7 separate regions of the Homo sapiens genome follow, and regions 1, 2, 3, 4, 5 and 6 are each linked to region 7. Evidence: chromatin contacts called from ENCODE Hi-C or POLR2A ChIA-PET data. All regions are on one chromosome and are shown on one strand. Each heading gives the region's core, a stretch centred on a gene start or an enhancer-like site at or near the end of the contact. The rest is flanking DNA. Distances are from core to core; before and after follow the strand shown. Region 1 holds the start of TMA7 (translation machinery associated 7 homolog). Region 2 holds the start of RBM6 (RNA binding motif protein 6). Region 3 holds the start of NME6 (NME/NM23 nucleoside diphosphate kinase 6). Region 4 holds the start of RBM5 (RNA binding motif protein 5). Region 5 holds the start of TRAIP (TRAF interacting protein). Region 6 holds the start of IP6K1 (inositol hexakisphosphate kinase 1). Region 7 holds the start of QRICH1 (glutamine rich 1).

Region 1 (3,137 bases), core at 193-2,692, 650 kb after region 7:
GGGCCTGAAAAATATTTTGAAATGTAATGAATTTCTCCTACATAAAAGATGTAAAAAAGGTGGAGGATTCAGTTAGAAAAGCATATGGAGCAACAGCACACTGAAGAGCCTGGACTTTATCTTTTAGTCTAGGCATACCCAGAAGTAAAAAGACTCAGAAAGCAAAAAAGCATATATTAGAGATAATATAAGCAGTACGAAAAAAAAAAAAAAGTTGGCCAGGTGCTGTGGCTCACGCTTGTAATCCGAGCACTCTGGGAGGCAGAGGCGGGTGAATCACTTGAAGTCAGGAGTTCGAGACCAGCTTGGCCAACATGGTGAAACTCCGTCTCTACTATAAATACAAAAAAAAACTGGCCAGGTGCGGTGGCTCACGCCTGCAATCCCAGCACTTTGGGAGGCTGAGGCGGGTGGATCACGAGGTCAGGAGTTCAAGACCAGCCTGGCTAAGATGGTGAAACCCCATCTCTACTAAAAATACAAAAATTAGCCGCACTCCGTCTCAAAAAAAAAAAATTAGCCAGGCGTGGTGCCAGGCGCCTGTAATCCCAGCTACTTGGGAGGCTGAGGCAGGAGAATTGCTTGAACCCGGAAGGTGGAGGTTGCAGTGAGCCGGGATCACGCCACTGCACTCCAGCCTGGGAGACAGAGTGAGACTCTGTCTCAAACAAAACAAAACAAAACAAAAAAACTTCTAAGTCAAGTAAGGTTCAAACACTAGAAGGCAGTGAAATACGAATTTGGGGCAAAAGATTGCGGACGACGTCAGACTTTGAGAAACTTAACTGTGAATCTGCGTCTGAGGTAAATACATTTCACTGTTTCCGTTTCTGCAGCTCTTCCTAAGGAATGGAAGCCCAGACTGCCTGGGAGGCAGGAGACCTCGTTTCCAGCTCCCGGCCCTTACTGCCGCTGCAAATCCTAGACTGGCTAGAGACCATTCGCTGCAGCGGACGTCGGAAAACGAGACCTCGCAGTTCAGGAGGCAGGAAAAAGACATGCCCGCGCCCTCATCCCAATAGGTGCTCATAGCGTTTGGCCAGCTTGAGCTCCATTCGGCCCCCACTTACCCAAGGGCCCCTTCCCCGCGGCCTTCGCTTTTAGCTCCTCGAGTTTCTTCTGCTCCTCTTTTTGTTTCTGCTTGAAAGCCTTATCTTCCTGGGGAGAGGCAGAGCGTGTTCAACTCAGGCCTGTCTCCCAGCGCCCCCGCACCCGCCAGTGCCTCCGCGCCCGCCCTCACCTCGTCCATCTCCTTGGCCTGCTTCTTGGGCTGTTTCAGTGGCTTCTTCTTGCCACCTGTGGGCGACACGAGCACGTTCGGCCTGCCCCTGCCGCCCGGTCCCCACCCCGCCGTCCCCGCAGTCCTCACGGTTCCGGAACACTTACCTTCGCGGCCGGACATGGCGCCTGCCGCCGCTTCCCCAGACCCTGCCACCGGAAACGGAGCGTCTGCCCCACCCTTTGTCGTAGACAGCGAGGCGGCCCCGCTGATTGGCTCCTAGTCAGGAAGTTGAACTCTCGCTACCGGATGCGGCGCTCCAGGGGCGGGTACTAACAGGTCAGAGGTCAACTGAGTGGCAGACGATTGGTCGGGCCACGCCAGGTACGAGGAGCTAGGGTTGTCCTGCCAGGGTAGAATCGGAACCGTAGGAGGGGTACTTAACCGGACGGCCTACCAGGCCTGTGGCCGTGCGCGGGAAGAGCACTGCAGGTAGACAGCAGGGCATGTGCATGTGCAAAGAGCTTCAAGCTCGTCGCTTTCCTGGAACCAAGGAAAGCACAGCTTGGGTGGAGGGAGATTAGGCGGGGAGATGGCAGAAGTGGACGGGAGTTATATCACGTGGTCCTATAGCTTTGGAAAACCCTGTAAGGAGTTTTATAATATAGTCAGGGGTGCAGCAGTTTGCGAATTCTGTTTGTTCATCTATGAAAATGGTCAAAAAAATTTATTTTGGTGATGGCCATACAACTCTGTTAATATAGTAAAACTACTGAATTGTACACATTGGGTGAATTATATGGTATGCAAGTTATATATCAATAAAGCTTTTTTTTCTTTTCCCCCCGAGATGGAGTCTTGCTCTTGTCTCTCAGGCTGGAGTGCAATGGCACGATCTTGGCTCACTGCAACCTCTGCTTCCTGGGTTCAAGCGATTCTCATGCCTCAGCCTCCCCAGTAGCTGGGATTACAAGTGCCCGCCACCATGTCCGGAAAATTTTTGTATTTTTAGTAGAGACGGGGTTTCGCCATGTTGGCCAGGCTGGTCTCGAACTCCTGACCTCGTGATCCCCCCGCCTCAGCCTCCCAAAGTGTTGGGATTACAGGCGTGAGCCACCGCACCCAGCCAAAGTTGTTATTTTTTTAAATAACAGTGCTGAGCGCTGGGATGCTACAGTGTCCAGAGATTAGGCAGATGAGTACATTTTTTGCTGGGTACGTACTATATGTAGGTACCAAGCTGAAATTCTAGTGAGTGAGACAGACTATAACCAAAGCAAATAAATGGGATACATGTTGCAGGTCATGTGATATATGCATGGAAAAAATAAAGCAGAGAAAGTGGGTCAGGAGTGCTAGGGTGGGAGTGGGATGGCCATATCTGATAGGGTGCATGGGGAAGACCTCCCAAGGGGCTACTATTTGAGCAGGACTTGAAGAAGGTGAGGGAGCGAGCAGCACAGATAGCAGCTGTCGTGAAGGCCCTGAGCTGGGGACAACTTGGTGCGTTCCAGCAACTTCAAGAAGGTCCATGTGCTTGGAGTGGAGTGAGGAAAGGGAGACTAGTGGGAGATGAGGTCAGAGAGGAATGAGAGCCAGTGGGTAGGTTCCCTGTAGGCCATGGAAAAGACAGGCTTTTACCTTGAGAGAAGTGGGGAACCATTGTAGAGGTTGAGCAGAGAGACAATGGTTCCACCTGTGTTTGGAAAGGAACACTGACTGCTCGACTGACAATAAATTGTAGGGGCTGGAATAGAAGCAGGGTGACATCTGTCAGGAGGCTCTTGGGATAATCCAGGCTAGAGATGTGATGTGGGTCACTGGGACCATTTGGTAGCAGTGGCAGAGGTGAGAGGAGGAGGGATCCTGGATTTGGAAAGCCAGGGGCATTTGCTGATAGATGGATGTGAGGTGGGAG
Region 2 (3,225 bases), core at 342-2,841, 850 kb before region 7:
TACAAAAAATTAGCTGGGCATAAGGCGAAACGCTGCCTCTACTATGTTGGTTTTTGTTGAGTTTTGCGGGTTTTTTTTTTTTTTTTTTTTTTTTTTTTTTGAGACAGAGTTTCACTCTTGTGGCCCAGGCTGGAGTGCAATGGAGCAATCTCAGCTCACCGCAACCTCCGCCTCCCAGGTTCAAGCGATTCTCCTGCCTCAGCCTCCCAAGTAGCTGGGATTACAGGCATGTGCCACCATGCCCGGCTAATTTTGTACTTTTAGTAGAGACGCGGTTTCTCCATGTTAGTCAGGCTGGTCTCGAACTCCCCACCTCAGCCTCCCAAAGTGCTGGGATTACAGGTGTGAGCCACCAGGCTCGGCCTGGTAATAGAATTCTATAAGGAAAGGTGCTACAACTATCCAGAGAGACCTGGGACCTGTCCTGCAGGTTAGGTATCTAGTTAGATGCTAGTTTCTGAGACAAGGTTCAAATTCAACTTTTGTGTTTCACCAAAATGGTAACATATTATTTAGTTACTTTCTTCACTGCCAGTCCTACCATCACGCACCAGCTCTTGACACCTCTCGTTAGAGACCTCACAAATTCAGTAATGGTGACATATTTAAATCATTCACGCTGGTGGCATTTCTCAATAGGAAGGTGGAAACTAGCAAGCCGAGGGCACAATCCAGGGTTCAGAAAATGAACCAGGTGACCATGTCTGCATGTCTACTGAACTCCTTCACTTAAATCCGGCTACTCTGACCTTCACAAGCAAACCTGGAATATGCAAAAAATACAATTACGCTCACGGTTTATGTACCCTACGAAACAGGGCCCTTCCTTCAAAAAAAAAAAAAAAAAAAAGGCATTCCCAAAGTTGAACCCATTCGCCTAACGTCAATTCTAAAATAAAGAGAAAAACATCTATTTACACCGCTAATGGAATCTAAAGCGTGAATACGATAAAACATCCTTCTCCTTCATTGCCTAACGGGCGCAGAACCCACCAGACCACTCTCCCGCTTCCAGGTTCTACCGCCCCGACGACCGGGCTCGGAGCTCTTGTGCCCTCCGGTCCAGCGGAGCCTCCCTTGTGTCTGTCCAAGTCTGAGGACGAGGCTACGTGCTAAGCACAAGAGCTCCCTTCCTAGTGATGCCACAGAATTGGATCTGAAACAGGAAAACCGCAAGAACAGCCCGCTTACAGCTCCGAAGAGTAGGAGCACAGAGCCGCAACCACGCGCCGGCCCCAGCCTCACAGCTGGCCGCTCCGCGGCGGGACCGGTAATCTACTGCCGCGCCGGGCCCCGCCCCAGGCCCGCGACGGTTCCGGGGCGTTCCTGCCACGGGCGGCGCCTCCCTCATCTCACCGTTGCTTGGTCTTCTTCCCGAGCGAGGCCGCAGCCGCCCCGCGACACTGAAGCCACAGCTTTCAGGCTGCGCGGGCCTGCGATGTCTAGAGCGGGCCTGTCTGCTGGCTATTCCCTGGCAGGCTCTGGCACGCCTCCCCTCCAGTCCCGGGCCCTTACCTAGGCGGCGAAGCCTCCACGGCCCGCTCCTCCTTCTCCTCAGCCTCCGCCACCGACCCAGCGCCGCGGACACCGGAACTTCCTCCGCGCGGGGCCACTGCTACCACAAAGGCGCCGCGCCGCTGCCTTCAGCGCTCGGCCCGCTGGGAGATGAAGTACAGCTGCCGGTCCCGCAGACTCTTACTCCCGCCGTGCCCCGCGCGCAGGGGACTTGCCTTCTGGGGTGGGTCGTAAGAGCACGCTGTCCATCGCCATCCAATAAGAAGGCGCGCTTACCCGCCCTACTCCGCGTGACCTGCTGGGAGTTGTGGTTTGGCCTCTGCCCTGTGACACCTGGTCCTCTTGTGCTTTCCTCTCAGTTGATTGAGGCTTACAGTTTTTTGGTGGCTTGACTTTCCTGAGGTTTGCTCCCTGCCAGCAGCTCGGGTACGGCCCTGGCCTGCCTAGCTCGAGGCCTCCTTATTGTCCGTTAGTGTGAGAGAAATGGAAGGGAGCTTCTTCGGGAGTAAGTTTAAGCCATCTCCAGCTGGTTGGCGGGGCGCGGTGGCTCACGCCTGTAATCCCAGCACTTTGGTAGGCCGCGGCGAGTGGACCACCTGAGGTCAGGAGTTCTAGACCAGCCTGGCCAACATGGTGAAACCCCATCTCTACCAAAAATACAAAAATTACCCGGGCTTGGTGGCAGGTGCCTGTAATCCCAGCTACTCGGGAGGCTGAGGCAGGAGAATCACTTAAACCCGGGAGGCAGAGGCAGAGGTTGCAGTGAGCCGACACTGTGCCACTGCACTCCAGCCTGGACAATAGAGCAAGACTCCACCTCAGAAAAAAAGAAAGAAAGAAAAAGGCCGGGCGCAGTGGCTCATGCTTGTAATCCTAGCACTTTGGGAGGCCGAGGTGGGTGGATCACGAGGTCAGGAGTTCAAGACCAGCCTGGCCAAGATAGTGAAACCCCATCGCTACTAAAAATACAAAAAGTAGCCAGGCGTGGTGGCGCATGCCTGTAATCCCAGCTACTCAGGAGGCTGAGGCAGAGAATTGCTTGAACCCGGGAAGCACAGGTTGCAGTGAGCCGAGATCGCGCCACTGCACTGTTGCCTGGCAACAGCGCAAGACTCCGTCTCAAAAGAAAGAAAGAAAGAAAGAAGTTGGGCGCAGTGGCTCACGACTGTAATCCCAGCACTGTGGGAGGCCGAGGCGGGTGGATCACGAGGTCAGGAGATCAAGACCATCCTGGCTAACACGATGAAACCCTGTCTCTACTAAAAACACAAAAAATTAGTGGAGCGTGGTGGCGGGCACCTGTAGTCCCAGCTACTCAGGAGGCTGAGGCAGGAGAATGACGTGAACCCGGGAGGCGGAGCTTGCAGTGAGTCGAGATAGCGCCACTGCACTCCAGCCTAGGCGACAGAGGGAGACTGTCGCAAAAAAAAAAAAAAATTACCCGGGCTTGGTGGCAGGCGCCTGTAATCCCAGCTACTCGGGAGGCTGAGGCAGGAGAATCACTTAAACCCGGGAGGCAGAGATTGCAGTGAGCCTAGACTGTGTCACTGCACTCCAGCCTGGACAATAGAGCAAGACTCCGTCTCAGAAAAAAGGAAAGAAAGAAAGAGGCCGGGCGCAGTGCCTCACGCTTGTAATCCTAGCACTTTGGGAGGCCGAGGCGGGTGGATCACGAGGTCAGGAGTTCAAGACCAGTCTGGCCAAGATGGT
Region 3 (3,384 bases), core at 218-2,717, 790 kb after region 7:
CTACAACTCCGTCAGTGATTCCGTGTAGGGAGAAGTAATGGGTTGTCATTTTTGGAGTCAGGGTTGGGGGCCTGGGGTTTGAGAATCAGGTCAGAATTCATGGGTTGAGGTTTAGGGATTTGAGGTTGGGATTAGGAGGTTAGAAGATAAGCATCAAGGGCTCAGGATCTAGAGACCAGGTCTAGGATTAAAGGATTATAAATTTAGGGACTAGGGCTTGGGTTAGGATTGGAACTGAGTAGCAGAGGAGTTAAGATTAGAATAGGGGGTGGTGGTCAAGGGTCTAAACAAAAAGAGAAGAGATGCAAGGGTCTGCGGAGAGACTGGAAAAACTTTCCTCGTAAGTTCCCAAAGGTGACTGGGTATCAGGAAACTATTGGGAAGTGGCTTCTTATTGCTGCAGGGACAGAAGCCATGAGTTGGGGATAAACCTTCCAAGAGGGCAACACCTGTGTAGGCAGACACCGAAGTCAGTTAAATGTGCAAGTAAGTCTTTACATTGATGACAGTTATCGTTTATTTTCATTCTTCTCATTCTCAGTGATTTCCCTCAAAAAAAAAAAAAAAAACCCAAGAAACCAAAACACTTTTTTTTTTTTTAACCATCTTTATTCAACCTGTCACCAAGTTTCTGGTCACCTGCCACAGCTGACCCCCGATCCATTCTCCCTGTCCCCATCCTCTCCATACATCACAGTACACACCAGGAATACCCCCAGTTCTCATCTCCTCACCCTGGGCTGCGTCAATAGACTCCAGAGTAACCCAAACCACACCCTGCTGCCCAGATTCCTAATGACACGTGAAAGGCCGTTATGACTTGCTTTCCTCATGCCCTATGCACACCTGGGCTCCAGCCAAGGATCCTCCTTCATCAACCCCCATATTAGCTACGATCCTTCATGCTAATGTATCGCTCAGAGCTCAAAAGACTTTGAAGGGCCTGTGCCTTCGCTATCGAGCGCTTAAGTTCTTTGCCCTCCGCGTACTTTTGACAAATACTGGGCATCAACCATGTTCCAGGAACTACCCTGGGCAAAGAAAATAACTGGGCAAGGTTTCCATCGGTGTCTCTGCTGGCGGGCATCGCCCCCGCCGGGCCGCCACCCTGAACGAGCCCGTCCGGTCCTCTGGGTTCCGCCACCCTGCGTAGCGCTGCGCCAGCACCCGGCCCAGCACTCCCTCCCGCCGAGGGCGCCCAGGCCGGCTTCCGAGGGCGCCCAGGCCGGCTTCCGAGGGGCGGTTCCCACAAGCGAGTTCCGGCGCCCAGAACGGCTTCATCCTCTCGTCCCGTCCGCGGCAAATGCATGCGCCTGGAAAACCCGCCACCCTCCAGGGCAACTCACACCTCACCTCACGCCGCGGCGCAACCGGACTAGGACCCCGAGCAGGGCTGCCCAGGGAGCGCCTGAAGGACCCTGCGAGGGCCGCAGGCTATCCAGCGTGGCGCCTGGTGGCCGGGCCCTGTGCCGGAGGACAAGGTGAACCCGCAGCCGGACTTCTGCTGCACTGGGGCTCCGAATGACCCAGAATCTGGGGTGGGCTTAGGCCCCGGGTACGAGGGGTGAGGGCTGCGCGGTTGCAGGCCTAGAGAAGTAGGGGGCTGGGTCGAGAGTTGAGGCCGTGAGCCCGGGGGGCTGGAGGGCGTGGCCACGGGGGTAGGGGCGCAGGTCCCGGCCGCGCGTGGGTGGACCAGGGCTGGGCCGCCGCCCTCCAGGAAGCGAGTGGTGGCCCCCTCGAGTGCTGGGGTGGCAGTGTACCGACAGCTTTACTTTTTTTTTGTTTTGGAGACGGAGTCTGGTTCTGTCGCCAGGCTGGAGTGCAGTGGCGCGATCTCGGCTCACTGCAGCCTCCGCCTCCAGAGTTCAAGTAATGCTCCTGCCTCAGCCTCCCTAGTAGCTGTGACTGTAGGCGCGCGCCGTTATGCCTGGCTAATTTTTTTGTATTTTTAGTAGAGACGGGCTTTCACCATGTTGGCCAGGATGGTCTTGATCTCCTGACTTCGTGATCCGCCCGCCTCGGTCTTTCAAAGTGCTGGGATTACAGGCGTGAGACACCGCGCCCTGCCTAAAATTTTTAATTCTCATGGAGTCACCTTTAAGTCTAACAGGATTCTCGACTTGTCAGTTTGTTGTAAACCAAGAGTCAAGACAGCCACAACTTAGCTGCGTTAGTAAAGGAACCATGTCCTCCCTACAGGCCGCGTGTTCTTGCCACGAGAACCCCTAGCAGCCTGGCCTTGGAATGGCTGGATGAGGTGCATTCGTTGGTTCATTCAGATACTGTTAAGAGCCAGCTGTGTGCTAGGTACTGCTTACACCTTCTGGTGGTGAAGACGGAACTGAAGGGAACTTGCAAGGAGCTGTGAGAAAGTGTAACGGGAAGTGAGCTAAGATCACTAAGGTGGGCAGGAGGCAACCAGAGAAAGCACATTCAGGACTGCGAAAACTACTCACACAAAGGCTGTCAAGCCAGAAATTCTTTCAAAACTGAAAGGCCCATGAGGTTGGAGCTAGAGAAACTTAAGGAGTGTGGGGTTCCAGATGAGGCTAGAGAGGTACGTGGGGAACCACAAGATCATGCAGAGCCTGGGAGGCCGTGATAAGGATTTTGGTTTTTATTCTAAGAACAGGGTGCCCTTTAAAGGGTTAAGGAGGGGAACCATATGATTAGATTTTCATGTGTGGTTCACTTTGGCTGCTGTGTGGAGATTGTAGAGGTTGGCAGGACAGAAACTGGGAGACCAAAGAGGAGGCTGTCAAGATGTCCAGAGGGGAATGATGATGTCTTAGAGTTATGGTGGTAGCAGTTGAGGATGGGAGAATGGTATGGGTTTTGAGATATATTAGGTAGGGAAAATTGCCAGAAGTTGGTGATCGTGTGGATATGAAGAGTGAGGGAGGGGAGGTGTCATGGATGTCTCTGTAGACAGTTGCTGAAAATGACGTGTTACCACCTGTGGCATTAGGGAGAGTGGGTTAGCTGATCTTGTACTGGTTAGATTGGGTGTGGCTTTATGGTTTGAGTGGAAAATCAGGTTGAAAGCTGTAGAAAGGACATGAATAGGAGCGACCATGGCAGTTTCTTTGCTTGGGCCAGATTCTAATACCACCTTTAACATGATTGACAGTTTTTAGGATAAGATAAATGAGAATGTTGTCTAGACTCTGTCCCTGCCTATGTTAATGGAAGCCTTCTCTGTATTTGTCGACAAATGATTTTATATATATACACACATATATATTATATATATATACACACACACACATACACACATATGTAGTAGAGTCAGGGTCTTGCTTTGTTGCCCAGGTCAAACTCCTGGCCTCAAGTACTGATATTACAGGTGTGAGCCACTACACATGGCCAAATGAGAGATAATAT
Region 4 (3,002 bases), core at 436-2,935, 990 kb before region 7:
AGACTGTAGTTTGTGACAACAGGATCATAAAGGTGTTCGTTAGCAATGCCTGGCGCAAAACACTCATATATTAGTTTGATAAACTATTTTAAACAAGGAGTTCAGTCCCCACTGAAATGTTGAGATCAAAGCCACGTACTGTAGTAACTTACCTTTTGTCTGAACCCATTGTCCCACTGAAGATTTAGCACACAGCTCCAAAAGGTTCAAATTTTATTTTTTCTAGGAGACAAGAGAGATTAATTGCTATAAATCTCAGAGATCACTTAAGTCAGCAGCTCCATAGCTTGGATACTACTGAGGCTGGGATTTCATCAAACCTTCAAATCATTGACAGTGATTATCTAAGGTGGGGAAGTGGTGGGGACAAACTGTCAACGTTAAAATCGTGCTAACATTTTGTTAACAATGAGCAAAACCGGAAGATTAAGCATATTTTAAAATATTAGATTCCAGATTTAACAGAATCATAATACGGAGCAAGCAGAAGACTCCTTCCCTGCTCCTACCTTAGAATTACAAAGCAAAAAGGGCAGAGCTACAATCAGCTCCTTGGTTTTGTATCAAAGCAACTCCGTGGGATAGTTGACCGTTAAAACATTAATCCAAGTGTCTTCATTAATACAAGGAGCAACATGAAATTCAAACACTTCTGATGAAAAATGTAAAACCTCGTAGAAGCTGGGATACTGAGCTGACTGAAATCTACTACATTAATAACGTATCGCATAAGACAAGAGCAAAGCTAGAAACGACCTAATTCCTAGGTAACAATAACCACCACGTCTTGAGCCAGTTCTTATGACTACAAACCACTGAGTAGTGAACAGCCCGGCCCCCCGCCCCCCGTTGGTAATAAGACATCACACTGCTGGACCGCGTTCGATGAGCGCGAGGTCCGAAAAATCAGTTCCAGTAGTCTCTGGAAGCCTAGTCTAGAGCGAATGCTCAACGATTTGTTGAAATTAATAAATGAAAAAGAACCACTGGGGGGAAACAAGTCCCGGGGCATATTCACTGGTGCCGCCCCTTGTCTCCCGGGCGGTGCCGGCACCCACCTCCGTGGGGTCTCGCGGCCGAGATGGCGGCGTCACGGCCTGCTCGACCGACTCCAGCGTCCGGCCTGCCCTCCCCGCACATGCCCCTCCCGCCTCCCAAGAGGTTCCAAACCCGCAGATGGGCGATCACCGAACAGCTTTTCGGAGAGGGCGATTCAGTTGCAGTTGAGCGGGGGATGGCGGCCAGAGACTGCCAGGGAGCTCCCAAGGAGTGCCCGAGGGACAGGCGACGGCTCCACTGCTCCGTTGGGCTGAAGATTAGGGGACGTGTATCCACAAGGGGCAAAGTCACAGCCAGAAAGAAGCAGGCCCAAGGCTGAGCTGGCTGGACACCCTCTGGAAACTGACAGAGCTGGCAACAAGGAAGGGCGCGGCCCTCCAACGCCTGGGGTAATTTAGCCCCTCTACAGAACCGGCTGGAGCTGATCAGTCGCCTCCGGCAGCTGACAAGGGAGGCTTGGGGGCCAGCCCAAATGGCAAGAACCTACCGTCGTTACAGACAGCCGCCGCACTTACCCCAAGGAGAGACCGAAGCAGCAGTAGCGGTTCTGCGCCCCAGAACCTCCAACAAGGTTCGGCGGCTACACAAAATGGCGCCTCCGCCGACGGCCGTCTCCTACCCACAGTACCTCACGCTTATCCCCTCCCCCTGTCACCCGCCTCCTGCGGAGAAGTCCAATCCTCGAAGCGGCCTGGCTGTGCGAGGGCTGCCGGGAAATGTGGTCGCCAGACCATCCTGTCACTTAGGACGCTCTGTGTTAATGTCTTGCAATTCTCTTCTAAATCACTACAGAGTTGTCGATCGGCTTTTGCAGACCTGGATTAGTTTTTAGGGCTCCTATTAGGCATGTTAATAATTCTTTGCTTTTGCTACTAGCGCCGTAGAGAGTACAGTTTGCTTTCACTGGCACGGTGTAAAACATTGTCTAATTCTACTTCAAAAGGAGACCGTGCGTGAAGTGGTGGCTCACTCACAAGCCAGCATTTTGGGAGGCCGAGGCAGGAGGATCGCTTGAGGCCAGGAGTTCGAGACCAGCCTGGGAAACACAGTGAGATCCTATCTCTACAAAAAATAAAATTAACTGAGCATGGTGGCGTGCACCTCTTGTCCCAGCTACTCAGGAGCTGAGGTGAGAGGTTCGCTTGGGCCCAAGAGGTCGAGGCTGCAGTGAGCTGTGATCTCGTCACAGCACTCCAGCCTGGGGACAATGCGAGAAACTGTCGCTAAAAAATAAAAAGGAGGCCGGTGCTGGGCGCGGTGGCTCACTCCTGTAATCCCAGCACTTTGGGAGGCCAAGGCGGGCGGATCACAAGGTCAGGAGATCGAGACCATCCTGGCTAACACGGTGAAATCCCGTCTCTACTAAAAATACAAAAAAATTAGCTGGGCATGGTGGCGGGCGCCTGTAGTCCCAGCTACTTGGGCGGCTGAGGCAGGAGAATGGTGTGAACCCGGGAGGCGGAGCTTGCAGTGAGCCGAGATTGCGCCACTGCACTCCAGCCTGGGCAACAGAGTGAGACTCTGTTTCAAAAAAAAAAAAAAAAAAGGCTGGACGCAGTGGCTCACGCCTGTAATCCCAGCACTTTGGGAGGCCGAGGCAAGTGGATCACGAGGTCAGGAGCTCAAGACCAGCCTGACCAATATGGTGAAACCGCGTCTCTACTAAAAATACAAAAATTAGCCGGGCATGGTGGCATGCACCTGTAGTTCCAGCTACTAGGGAGGCTGAGGCAGGAGAATCACTTGAACCAGGGAGGCAGAGGTTGCAGTGAGCTGAGATCGTGCCACTGCACTCCAGCCTGGGTGACAGAGCAAGACTCAGTCTCAAAATAATAATAATAATAATAATAATAATAATAATAATAATAATAATAAATAAATAAATAAAAAGGAGGGGCCAGGCATGATGGCTCATGCCTGTAATCCAAGCACTGTGGGAGGCC
Region 5 (3,052 bases), core at 77-2,576, 760 kb before region 7:
GGCTGGGAGTAGTAGTGAACAGTGCCCTGTGGATTTCTTGGGCTGAGGGTGAAGATCATCCTCACCACAGTGTATTCCTCAATGGTGGTGGTGGTGGGGGTCCTCTGAACTCTAGAAATCCATGTGAGTAGTGGGTCTTGGGCTGCATTTGGACCAAGGAATACTCCCTGGGCTGAGAGCTCAAGTAAGGGCTGCTGTTTTTGACTCCTGTTGACCGAGGAGCCTTACTCTTGATTTAGGCATAGAGCTGGAATCTACCTGGGCCAGCCACCGCAAGGACAGACCCTGCTCATAGCCAAAGATAGCTTCCCTGAGCTAGGGAGAGGGTGTAGGGTGAGCAATGCACAAAGATTCTATGCTGCTCTGTGTTGATTCCTTCTTTCTGTGAACACCTGTGCTTTCCACCTATGCCCCAAATGAAATCTCACTCTGGGTCTATTTCAGCTGGAGCAGATCAGCTTTATATTATGGGACTATGCACAGGGTTTCTTCTGGGTAGAGGGAGTAACACTGCCACAGATACTAAGCCTAAAAACCCAAAAGTTGACTTACTCCAGCCCAGGTGGGCCTGGGTGAACTCACCAGGGATGCTGCTCTCTGGGAGGACCTCAAAGATAACCTCCTCAAAGATAACTTCTCTGATGTGGGAATAATAAAAAGGATTTGTTAGTCTCTAGTCTTTGAAGCATCTGGGCCTCCAAAATTCCAACCCTACTACAGTCTCAAGCATAACTGATCCTCCTGAGAGCTAAGAGCTAAAGTCAGGGTACTGGCCCTAGTGTCTCCAAACTCAAGGATAGTCATATCTTACTTGGATGAAGCCAAGGTTGGCCTGGGGTGACCTGAGGGACTGGGGCCTATGTGTCCATCTTTCTAGAATCGCCCGGAACTGAGGACTGAGAGGGTAGGGTATTGTGGTCTATGGGAACTACAGACCATAGCGCATGGTCCATCACTGTCCAGAGCCCAAGGGACCCATCGGGACCATTGTTCTATTCCCTTGCGGCTGCGGTTTTCTCTGCCTTGGCCCAGCCTGCCTCGCGCCAGCTCTGGCATGGGACCACAATGCGCTGCCTTGCCCTGGAAAAGGGTCCAGCTGGCAGCCTCGCTGCTCCCCGCCTTGATATAATGCTGCGCTCTCAAGTGGCAGGTCGAGTCTCCCCAGAGGACGCCTGAGAGCGACCGCGCTCCGCCCAGGATTCTCTACGGCCTCGGGGCCGCTAAGCCCCGCCCATAGTTCCGCCCATCCGAGAATTTGTCCAATCCAGGCGAAGTATTCACGCTCCGCCCAAAGTTTTGTGTTGTCACTTCCGGCCCGCTCCAGGAAGTCGTGCTGCGGAGCCAAATTTGAAGCAAGCGGAGGCGCGGGGGCGCGTCTACGAAGCCGGACCTGTAGCAGTTTCTTTGGCTGCCTGGGCCCCTTGAGTCCAGCCATCATGCCTATCCGTGCTCTGTGCACTATCTGCTCCGACTTCTTCGATCACTCCCGCGACGTGGCCGCCATCCACTGCGGCCACACCTTCCACTTGCAGTGGTGAGTGACTGCAGTGTTGGGGCCCGGTGTTTGCCCGGGTACCGCTTCAGGGCCTTGAGGTGTTGGGCCTCCAGGCGGTCCAACCCCGGAATCCAGACAAGTGATGAGAACCTTCCTCCTAGACGAGGCCCCACGGGAGCTTCCCAACCTGGGCAGAAGTGGGTCAGGACAGGCTTTCTGGTAGAGGTGATAGCTGAGCTAAGCCTGAGGGGGACTAAGATGGCTCAGTGAAGATAGATGCTTCCTTGATCACCTATACAAACAGATGTGATTTCAAAACCGTTAGCCTGGGCAAGGGTGAGCTTTCACCACATCAACAAGTCCTTTTATTTCTTCCAGATAGAAACCTGCTAGGCTTCTGGCTACCCAAGAGAGTTTGCTGTGCCTTACTTGATGGTTTGGAATTATTCTACCCAGAGTCATCTCACTGTCCAGACACCCCAATGTATTCGCCATGTCAGCAAACCCGTTTAACATGGGGAAGGCAAGGAGATGCTCCCCTATCCAGGGGTCCTGCTGACCGTGTAGGGCCATTCTGTTGAGTGTACAGCTAGTGGGGAAAGATTCCCCTAGCAGATGTGGACAGGCCGGTTTGGACCTCCTAGCAAAAGAGATAAGGCAGCGTTACCCCTGGGAATGGTGGGTGATAATAATCACAGGGTCTTGTGGGGCTAAAGGCCCTAGGAAGCAGAAAGGCAGGCATGACACTGATGGCTGCTGGCTTACTTGCAAAGCTTTGTTTAGGCCTGTGTTGCTGACAGCCTGAGCCCCATGCTGAGGGAGCCACTGCTGTTTGGTTAGACTAGAAATTAAGCTCGCCTCTAAGCGTACTCTATTTTCTGTTTGCCTACTCTATTTTCTTCTATCCTTTTACTTTATTTATTTATTTTTATTTTATTTTATTTTTGAGATGGAGTCTCGCTCCTGTCGTGTAGGCTGGAGTGCAGTGGCGTGATCTCGGCTCACTGCAACCTCCACCTCCTGAGTTCAAGTGATTCTCCTTCCTCAGCCTCCCAAGTAGCTGACATTACAGGCGTGCGCCACCACGCCCAGCTAATTTTTGTGTTTTTCATAGACAGGGTTTCTCCATGTTGGCCAGGCTGGTCTCGAACTCCTGACTTCAGGTGATCCACCCACCTTGGCCTCTCAAAGTGCTAGGGCCTATCCTTTTACTTTAAACTTTTCTGTGTCCTTGTGTTTTACATGTATCCCTTGAAACAGCATTTATTTCTTTTTTTGTATATTAAAAAGTACTTTAGCTTACTGCAAAGATCTTTATTTTATTTTATTTTGAGACAGGGTCTCACTCTGTTACACAGGCTGCAGTGCAGTGGTGCCATCTCGGCTCACTGCAGCCTCTACCTCCTGGGCTAAGGTGATTCTCCCATCTTAGCCTCCCAAGTAGCTGGGACTACAGGCGCCTGCCACCATGCTTGACTATTTTTTTTTTTTTGTATTTTTAGTAGAGATGGGGTCTTGCTATGTTGCCCAGGCTGGTCTTGAACCCCTGGACTCAAG
Region 6 (3,398 bases), core at 197-2,696, 690 kb before region 7:
TCAGCTCACTGAACCTCTGCCTCCCAGGTTCAAGTGATCCTCCTGCCTCAACCTCCTGAGTAGCTGGGATTACAGGCACCTGCCATCACGTCCAGCTAATTTTTGTATTTTTAGTAGGGACAGGGTTTCACCATTTTGGCCAGGCTGGTCTCGAACCTCTGACCTCAAGTGATCCACCTTCTTTGGCCTCCCAAAGTGCTGGATTACAGGCATGAGCCACTGCGCCTAGCTAGGAGGACCTCCCCTTCTGAACCAGTTATGGTATCCCAGGGCCAGGAAGAAGCTGAAAGCCTTCTGTGGGAACAAAACAAAGCAAAACAAAAACGCTTCATGGGGCTTCCACCAAAGTTAGTGTTTTAAGGCACGCCTCAGGAACAGCAACTTGGAAGCAGGTTGTTCCAGGAAGTGGTTGTAGGCAGATTTTTCCTGAGTTCTTCCCCTGCTCTGAGGGCTCATTAAATCTTCCTCTGAGAAGCTCCACTTTTATCTTCATTTTACAGATGGGACAACCAAAGCTAAAGAGAGGCTAAGGCTCAAAAGTCAGAGTTAGCTAGTTGGGGCATTTGGGTGTGGGCCCAGGCCACGTAACTTCATCTGTTGTTCTAAGCCTGAAGCCAAGCCCAGAGTTAGGTGTTCTGTATGGGGAGCAAGGTGTGACCATCTTCCTGGGACCATTAGTCTGCTTGGGAGGCCGGTCATGACAGTCCAGGGCAAAAGATGCTGTCACAGGATCTCAAGACAAGATGCTCTAGGGAAGAGAAAAGGGAGTGCCCGCTGTGTGTCAGGACTTGTGCTAGGCTCTAAACCTCAGGCAGGAAAGCATGGGCAATGAGCCAGAGGCTGCTGTGGCAGCACAGACTGCGGTACCTCGAGGCTAGTAAGGGACAAAGCGTGGGAAGCTGGGATAGAGGCTCCTCACACTCTGAAACCAGCAGGAGGAGGTGCGAGACCCAGCACCTCCATTTCTAGAGGTGGCGTGACCTTGGCTCGGCCTCCCCTCTCTGAGCCTCAGTTTCCTCTCCAGAGTGAACTGGGGGCTGCACCCCCCTTCTCCCAGAGTGGGGGACAAAAAAACGAATAGCACACCGCTGAGATTCCCTGTGTGTGCGCAAGTGTATGACAAGACGCCGCCGGTACCGCACGAGGGCCAGGGACGCAGAGAGGCCAAGGGCGCTCCGGCCTCGTAGTAGCCAGCGAAAACTCCGCCGCCAGCCACTCCGGGAACGAAGCGCATGCGCCAACCCATGCCGTCACAGTCACGTGCCCCACGCTTTCGGCAGAGGCCCTGAGAGGCAGACTCTGACTGACACGTGAGCTGACCTGTCAGCAGGAAGCACTTCCCCTGGCGACGAGCAAAAAGACTGTTGATTGGGGATAGCACCCCCTCGGGGGCGGGTTCTTTGCAGTCCTGGTTACTATGACGCCCGGCCCCCGCCCCCTCGGCTAGCCGCCATCTTGTTGTTGATCCGTACCCAGTGGGCAGCGCCGGGAGCTGGACCAAGCGGCCGGTGAGAGGCCGCTGTAGCGGTGCTCAGCCACCTGTGCTGCCTGCCAGGGGGCGGGCCGAAACCTGGAGGCCCGGGGGGCCCAGCTCCCGTAGGGAGCCGTGGGCGCTCGGTGCCCGGGCCGGGCAGGTGAGTGACAGGAGCCGGGCCGATAGACCGGCCTGACGCCCGCGGGGAGGGCGGTGGCGGGCGCGGGGTTGGAGTGGGCGCGTGTGGGGTCGGGGCTCCGGTGGGGCCATCACTGGAACATCGCTCGAGCGTCCTGACCGGCCGCCCGCCGAGCCTCCCAGATGCTGGCACCGAAGCCGGGGGGACAGCCGGTGTGGAGGACGGAGAGCGCCAGTGCCTGAGGGTTGGCCGGCTAGTAGCGGGAAACCAGCTTCTCTGACCGAAGCTCTGGACTCCGCTGATCCGGAGCGCTAAAGTGTGTCCGGTGCCACCCTGATGCTCTCCTGGGAGTTATGTTGCTCCTGGCTGAGAAATAGACTTACCTCTTTCTTAGATAGCGTTCCTGCGAGTGATTTTCAGGACGCTGGATGCTAAGACTAGACGAAGCAAGCCAAAGCCCCCGCGAGCCAGGCAGGCCGGTGTCACGGCCCTATGATTATGGCAAGGGGGACCCTCTGCCTGGCTGCTGCTTCCTGAGACCCGTTCGGAACCTCACGTGTACCTCGAAGCTCACCGTTTTCCTCGCAAAGAACCTGGTTAAATGTCCATAATGGCTGAGTTTTATTTTGGAACATAATTTCTTTGGTTCTTCACCACCACTTTTTGGAGAGTGGTAATGTCTTCCTCTTTTTGCTTTAGGAGAAAGTGAGTATTATGGTGATGACTTGATTTTATCTCCTAAAGGGATGCTCGCCATAGGAGACAAAGGAAACGTAGGAGTGTCTTAGAATCGGAAAAAGAAACTTGTTTTTGTTGTGGATGATATGGAACTGGCAAATTAACTGTTTTTTTTCTTTTTTTTCTTTTGAGACAGAGTCTCTCGCTCTGTTGCCCAGGCCGGAGTGCAGTGGCGCGATCTCGGCTCACCACAGCCTCCACCTCCCGGGTTCAAGCGATTATCCTGCCTCAGCCTCCCGAGTAGGTAGGACTACAGACACGCGCCACCATGCCCGGCTAATTTTTGTATTTTTAATAGAGACGGGGTTTCACCATGTTGGCCAGGCTGGTCTCGAACTCCTGACCTCGTGATCCACCCCCCTTGGCCTCCCAAAGTGCTGGGGTTACAAGTGTGAGCCACTATGCCCGGCGCAAATTAACTTTTAACAGTACTAAAATTATCTTGCTCAGTGAAAACACCTTCAAGCCCCTTTCCTGTGAATTTGGGCAAGTTGGAGATCCTCAGTAGAGTGTGCAGGTCTAGGAAGAGTTCTCATTGCTCCAAAACACATTTCTCTTGACCTGTGGCCTCTTTGGTTCTTTGTACAGTCTTCTTGTATGTGGTCATAGAATATGCCTGCATGAGATGACTAAGAAGTCAAGCGACAATACTTTGTGCACTTTTTGTTTTGTTTTGTTTTGTTTTGTTTTTTTGAGATGGAGTCTTGCTCCGTTGCCAGGCTGGAGTACAGTGGTGCCATCTCGGCTCACTGCAACCTCTGACTCCCTGGTTCAAGCAATTTTCCTGCCTCAGCCTCCCGAGTAGCTGGGACTACAGGCACGTGCCACCACACCTGGCTAATTTTTGTATTTTTAGTAGAGACGGGGTTTCACTATGTTGGCCAGACTGGTCTCGAACTCCTGACCTCATGATCAACCCGCCTCCGCCTCCCAAATTGTTGGGATTACAGGCATGAGCCACCGCGCCAAGCCTACTTTTTTTTTTTTTTTCTGAGACGAAGTCTCGTTCTCTCACCCAGGCTGGAGTGCAATGGCACAATCTCAGCT
Region 7 (3,254 bases), core at 449-2,948:
CTTTTTGGTGCTTAAAGGCAGGGGCCTGGGTAGGATTCATACCCTCCGCACCTGGTCTGAGAGAATGGAGGGCCCTGGGGTGTTTGTCCATGGTTAGGACCCCTGTGCCAGAGGGATCTAAAAGGTTTGTTTCTGCTGGTGTGGAGAGGCCTAGCTCCCAGTCTGATCATTCAGCATATAATTTTTTTTTTTTTTTTTTGATACGGAGTTCCACTCTAGCCCAGGCTGGAGTGCAGTGGCTCAATCTTGGCTCACTGCAACCTCTGCCTCCCGGGTTCAAGCGATTCTCGTGCCTCAGCCTCCCAAGTAGCTGGGATTACAGGCGGGCGCCACCACTCCTGAATAATTTTTGTAATTTCAGTAGAGACGGGGTTTTGCCAAATTGGCCAGACTGGTCTGGAACTCCTGACCCCAGGTGATCTGCCCGCCTCGGCCTCCCAAAGTGCTGGGATTGCAGGCGTGAGCCACTGCGCCCAATCAGCCTATAATTCTTTTTTATTTTTGAGACGGAGTCTCACTCTTGTCCCCCAAGCTGCAGTGCAATGGTGTGATCTCAGCTCACTGCAACCTCTGCCTCCCAGGTTCAAGCAGTTTTCCTGCCTCAGCCTCTTAAGTAGCTGGGATCACAGGCATGCACCACCACACTCGGCTAATTTTGTATTTTTAGTAGAGACGGGGTTCACCATGTTGGCCAGGCTGGTCTCAAACTCCTGACCTCAGGTGATTCACCCGCCTCGGTCTCCCAAAGTGTTGGGATTACAGACTTCAGCCACCGTGCCCGGCCCATTCGGCATATAATTTTTGAGTGCCTACTACGTGCCAGGCAAAGTGAGATGGGGCATACGTGCTGTGGTGGCCTTCCAAGTTCACGGGAGGGGAAATGGGTGACCAAGCACTGTATGGGAGCGGTCTCCCTGGGGCCTGTGCAAGACTGGAAGAGGTTCCTGACCCAGCCTGGGCCTCAGAAAACATTACTCTAACGAAGTGACTTCTGAAGGGAATCACGAAAGACTACGGGGAGTTTGCCAGGATAAGAGGAACAAGGGCAAAAGCTCCGAGGCAAAAAGAGTCTACAGCAGGCTGGAAGCCCTCTGGGGGCAGTGTAGGCTGCTGCTGAGGCCCGAGTGTGCCTGCAGCTTTAACGCCTTCCACATTTTCCCTGTATACAAACACTAGGCTACCCGGGGGCCCGCTTTAAGGTGGACCCAACTGCGGAAGGCTGAACTCAGATGGCAGCAGACAGCGGGAGTACCAGATGCTGACTCCTCCAGGAGGTGAGCAACCTAGAGGCTTCCCAGGCAGGGCACGGCTGGGGACGCCAGGCCCAGGACAGAAGTTTGTGGGGTCCACCTTAAGCGAGAGGCCGAGCCTGGCCAGGCCCCGCCCCGCGTGGGCGTGCTCGACCAAAGGAGGCTCTGGCGGGCGACGGAAGGTGGGTCCAAAGAGCTAGCTTGGAGCCCTAGCCTTCCGAGACTCCACTACTAGGCCAAGCCACGGCCCTAGCTCCGCCCCACATGGAGAGGCGTCCATGGGCGGAGCGAGCCGCTCCATACCCTAGGATCCACTATCCGCTCTAGCGGCCAGAAGCGCGGCCACCTTCCCCTGCTGAAGCGTTCACTTTAATTTTGGCCGGTAGGCAGTCCCAGATCTCGCGGGATCCGACGCCCCGATTATCGCGAGAGGAGCAATCGGCTCCTATTGGCTGTGAGGGTTGAATGTAAGATGGCGCCCAGGGAGCTGTGAGGAGAAAACCCTGTCGGTCTTGGAGCGACGACGGCAGAACCAGGGTCCCTGGCGGTGCGGCGGGGCCGGCGGGTGCAGCGGAGGCGGCGGCGGCGGCGGCAGTGACGTCGCCGGGTGAGGGCTCCAGTGCGGGTGGGGATGCGGCGAAGCTGTAGGCCTGAGACGGGGGGCCCACCCCACACAACGGCGGGCGGGGGCGGGCGGGCCACTACCGCTGGGCCCTGGAGAGTTCGGGGCGGCTCCGGAGCCGAAAACGTTCCTGGGCTAGCGCACCCCGCCCTGTGGATGGGGGAGGGGTGGCCCGGGGATTTGGGTGGGCGCGGCGCGAGATGGCGCGCCGGTGCGGGCGCGCGGCTGAGCCTGTTTTTACGCGCGCGCGCTGTGCGGCTCTCGGTGCGCGTGGCCGCCGACGTGCGCGTTCCCGGCCCGGATATCTCTGCTCTAGGAGCTGTGGCCCGTGGGCAACCGCGGCTTTCTGGAGCGCGCGCCCGTGACGACCCCCAGTTTTGGGGCGCGCGCTCTGATATCGGGTGGCGGTGCTGCCTCGAGAGCGCGCAGGAGGCTTCTGCTGAGCAGAGGGCCGGCCGCGGCTCGTTGCGCTGGGAAGGTTGAGGATTGGGTCCTTTCTGGTCTGGTGACGTTCCCGGGCATCCGTGGCCTCGGCCTGGAGAGAAACCAACCAGCTTTGCTGTCTGGCTTGCGGTTCCGCTCCTCTGTGAGGGGGGCGAGATTGCCCGTTCTCCTCGAAGAATGCCGTTACTTGAGGCCCAAGTACGGTGCGGGTGCTTGGGTAGGGTGTTTCTCTGCTTCGGAAACCAAGCCCTCTTGGTTTGAGAGGGCAGTGAGCCCCTTCGGATTTCCTCACCTTGTACTGGGCTTTCTGCCGGGCAGGGAAGGTTAATATTAGAAGGCCCTTGAGTGGTACCTGCTTATCTTTCATTAGAAACTAATACGTCCATAAGCGTAATTCATACACGTCACCTCTGTGCGCTCCGGAAGGGAATTCGCTTATGTGGCCCATGTGAACTCCGAGCTCTAAAATGCCAGTTTAAATCCTTAAACGCAGCTTTTCTTTTGCGTAAGTGGGAGGGGCTTACTTTATTATATTAAAGGCCCACCTTTGCCTCAGCCAAAAAGTTGGCCTTAAACAAAATGGAACAACCTGAGAATCAGTGCTTTACCTTTTTTGAAATTGCAGAAATCCCAGCAGAAATTACTAAAATCTGATAGTGTATCACTGTAAAAGTCACTTTTGGTGTAGGATTTCAGTCCTTTTCAGCTCTTTTTTTGACCCTGCCGCTGTGTTTTGGTGTCAAGGAAGTTCTAGGTTTGTTCTAGAGAAATAGGCACCTCTTTTTTCTAATACAAAACATCTGCTAGTTTGATTTACAGTCTTGCTCAATTAAGCTTAAGGAATAGGAAGCTAAGAGGAAGTAAAATTAGCCATCAAATTTGATAATGGTGGGGTAGTTCTTTCTAATGTACTGTATTGTTTTTAAGAACAAAGTTAA

What was found. A loop is a pair of places that touch in the nucleus more often than their neighbours do. ChIA-PET counts read pairs that join two places held with the same protein, here RNA polymerase II (POLR2A). Pooled maps may share reads with other maps.
Region 1: a map of CD8-positive, alpha-beta T cell shows a loop between it and region 7 (37-fold over the local background). The contact joins the promoter of TMA7 here to the promoter of QRICH1 in region 7. A Hi-C loop is called at or near these places in 1 of 168 maps with a recorded cell type or tissue (CD8-positive, alpha-beta T cell), 3 of 37 single-sample maps with no recorded cell type and 5 of 50 pooled maps. POLR2A ChIA-PET finds 5 or more read pairs at or near these places in 3 of 52 experiments (PC-3, activated CD4-positive, alpha-beta T cell and naive thymus-derived CD4-positive, alpha-beta T cell).
Region 2: a pooled map shows a loop between it and region 7 (11-fold over the local background). The contact joins the promoter of RBM6 here to the promoter of QRICH1 in region 7. A Hi-C loop is called at or near these places in 2 of 37 single-sample maps with no recorded cell type and 9 of 50 pooled maps. POLR2A ChIA-PET finds 5 or more read pairs at or near these places in 4 of 52 experiments (B cell, GM10248, activated CD4-positive, alpha-beta T cell and 1 more).
Region 3: a loop to region 7 is called in a map of naive thymus-derived CD4-positive, alpha-beta T cell, with 9 times the contacts of the local background. The contact joins the promoter of NME6 here to the promoter of QRICH1 in region 7. A Hi-C loop is called at or near these places in 1 of 168 maps with a recorded cell type or tissue (naive thymus-derived CD4-positive, alpha-beta T cell), 1 of 37 single-sample maps with no recorded cell type and 7 of 50 pooled maps.
Region 4: a loop to region 7 is called in a pooled map, with 28 times the contacts of the local background. The contact joins the promoter of RBM5 here to the promoter of QRICH1 in region 7. A Hi-C loop is called at or near these places in 7 of 50 pooled maps. POLR2A ChIA-PET finds 5 or more read pairs at or near these places in 2 of 52 experiments (B cell and CD4-positive, alpha-beta T cell).
Region 5: a loop to region 7 is called in a map with no recorded cell type, with 7 times the contacts of the local background. The contact joins the promoter of TRAIP here to the promoter of QRICH1 in region 7. A Hi-C loop is called at or near these places in 1 of 37 single-sample maps with no recorded cell type and 6 of 50 pooled maps.
Region 6: a loop to region 7 is called in a pooled map, with 14 times the contacts of the local background. The contact joins the promoter of IP6K1 here to the promoter of QRICH1 in region 7. A Hi-C loop is called at or near these places in 1 of 37 single-sample maps with no recorded cell type and 10 of 50 pooled maps. POLR2A ChIA-PET finds 5 or more read pairs at or near these places in 4 of 52 experiments (WTC11, activated naive CD4-positive, alpha-beta T cell, activated naive CD8-positive, alpha-beta T cell and 1 more).

Annotation. Positions count from the first base shown.
Region 1 is chr3:48,438,562-48,441,698 of GRCh38, reverse strand. It overlaps TMA7 (translation machinery associated 7 homolog), which reads right to left and starts at 1,442. Exons shown (of 4, transcript NM_015933.6): 1 at 1,387-1,442; 2 at 1,241-1,296; 3 at 1,071-1,158. The coding sequence starts at 1,402. CCDC51 (coiled-coil domain containing 51) reads left to right here and starts at 1,580. Exons shown (of 4, transcript NM_001256964.2): 1 at 1,580-1,711. RefSeq lists a silencer at 1,145-1,204 and an enhancer at 1,635-1,774.
Region 2 is chr3:49,938,516-49,941,740 of GRCh38, reverse strand. It overlaps RBM6 (RNA binding motif protein 6), which reads right to left and starts at 1,591. Exons shown (of 21, transcript NM_005777.3): 1 at 1,516-1,591. RefSeq lists a silencer at 1,161-1,360 and enhancers at 917-1,438, 1,501-1,560, 1,591-1,640, 1,671-1,730, 1,439-1,961.
Region 3 is chr3:48,299,450-48,302,833 of GRCh38, reverse strand. NME6 (NME/NM23 nucleoside diphosphate kinase 6) reads left to right here and starts at 1,467. Exons shown (of 6, transcript NM_001308426.2): 1 at 1,467-1,481. RefSeq lists silencers at 1,045-1,264, 1,565-1,764 and an enhancer at 1,355-1,484.
Region 4 is chr3:50,087,602-50,090,603 of GRCh38, reverse strand. It overlaps RBM5 (RNA binding motif protein 5), which reads right to left and starts at 1,685. Exons shown (of 25, transcript NM_005778.4): 1 at 1,575-1,685; 2 at 153-222. The coding sequence starts at 169. RefSeq lists enhancers at 646-1,236, 1,398-1,507, 1,548-1,717, 1,237-1,828.
Region 5 is chr3:49,854,838-49,857,889 of GRCh38, reverse strand. It overlaps TRAIP (TRAF interacting protein), which reads left to right and starts at 1,326. Exons shown (of 15, transcript NM_005879.3): 1 at 1,326-1,534. The coding sequence starts at 1,437.
Region 6 is chr3:49,784,590-49,787,987 of GRCh38, reverse strand. It overlaps IP6K1 (inositol hexakisphosphate kinase 1), which reads left to right and starts at 1,446. Exons shown (of 6, transcript NM_153273.4): 1 at 1,446-1,634. RefSeq lists silencers at 583-747, 1,483-1,832 and enhancers at 923-992, 1,079-1,768.
Region 7 is chr3:49,092,515-49,095,768 of GRCh38, reverse strand. It overlaps QRICH1 (glutamine rich 1), which reads left to right and starts at 1,698. Exons shown (of 10, transcript NM_198880.3): 1 at 1,698-1,857. RefSeq lists enhancers at 1,124-1,463, 1,574-1,693, 2,062-2,574 and a silencer at 1,814-2,063.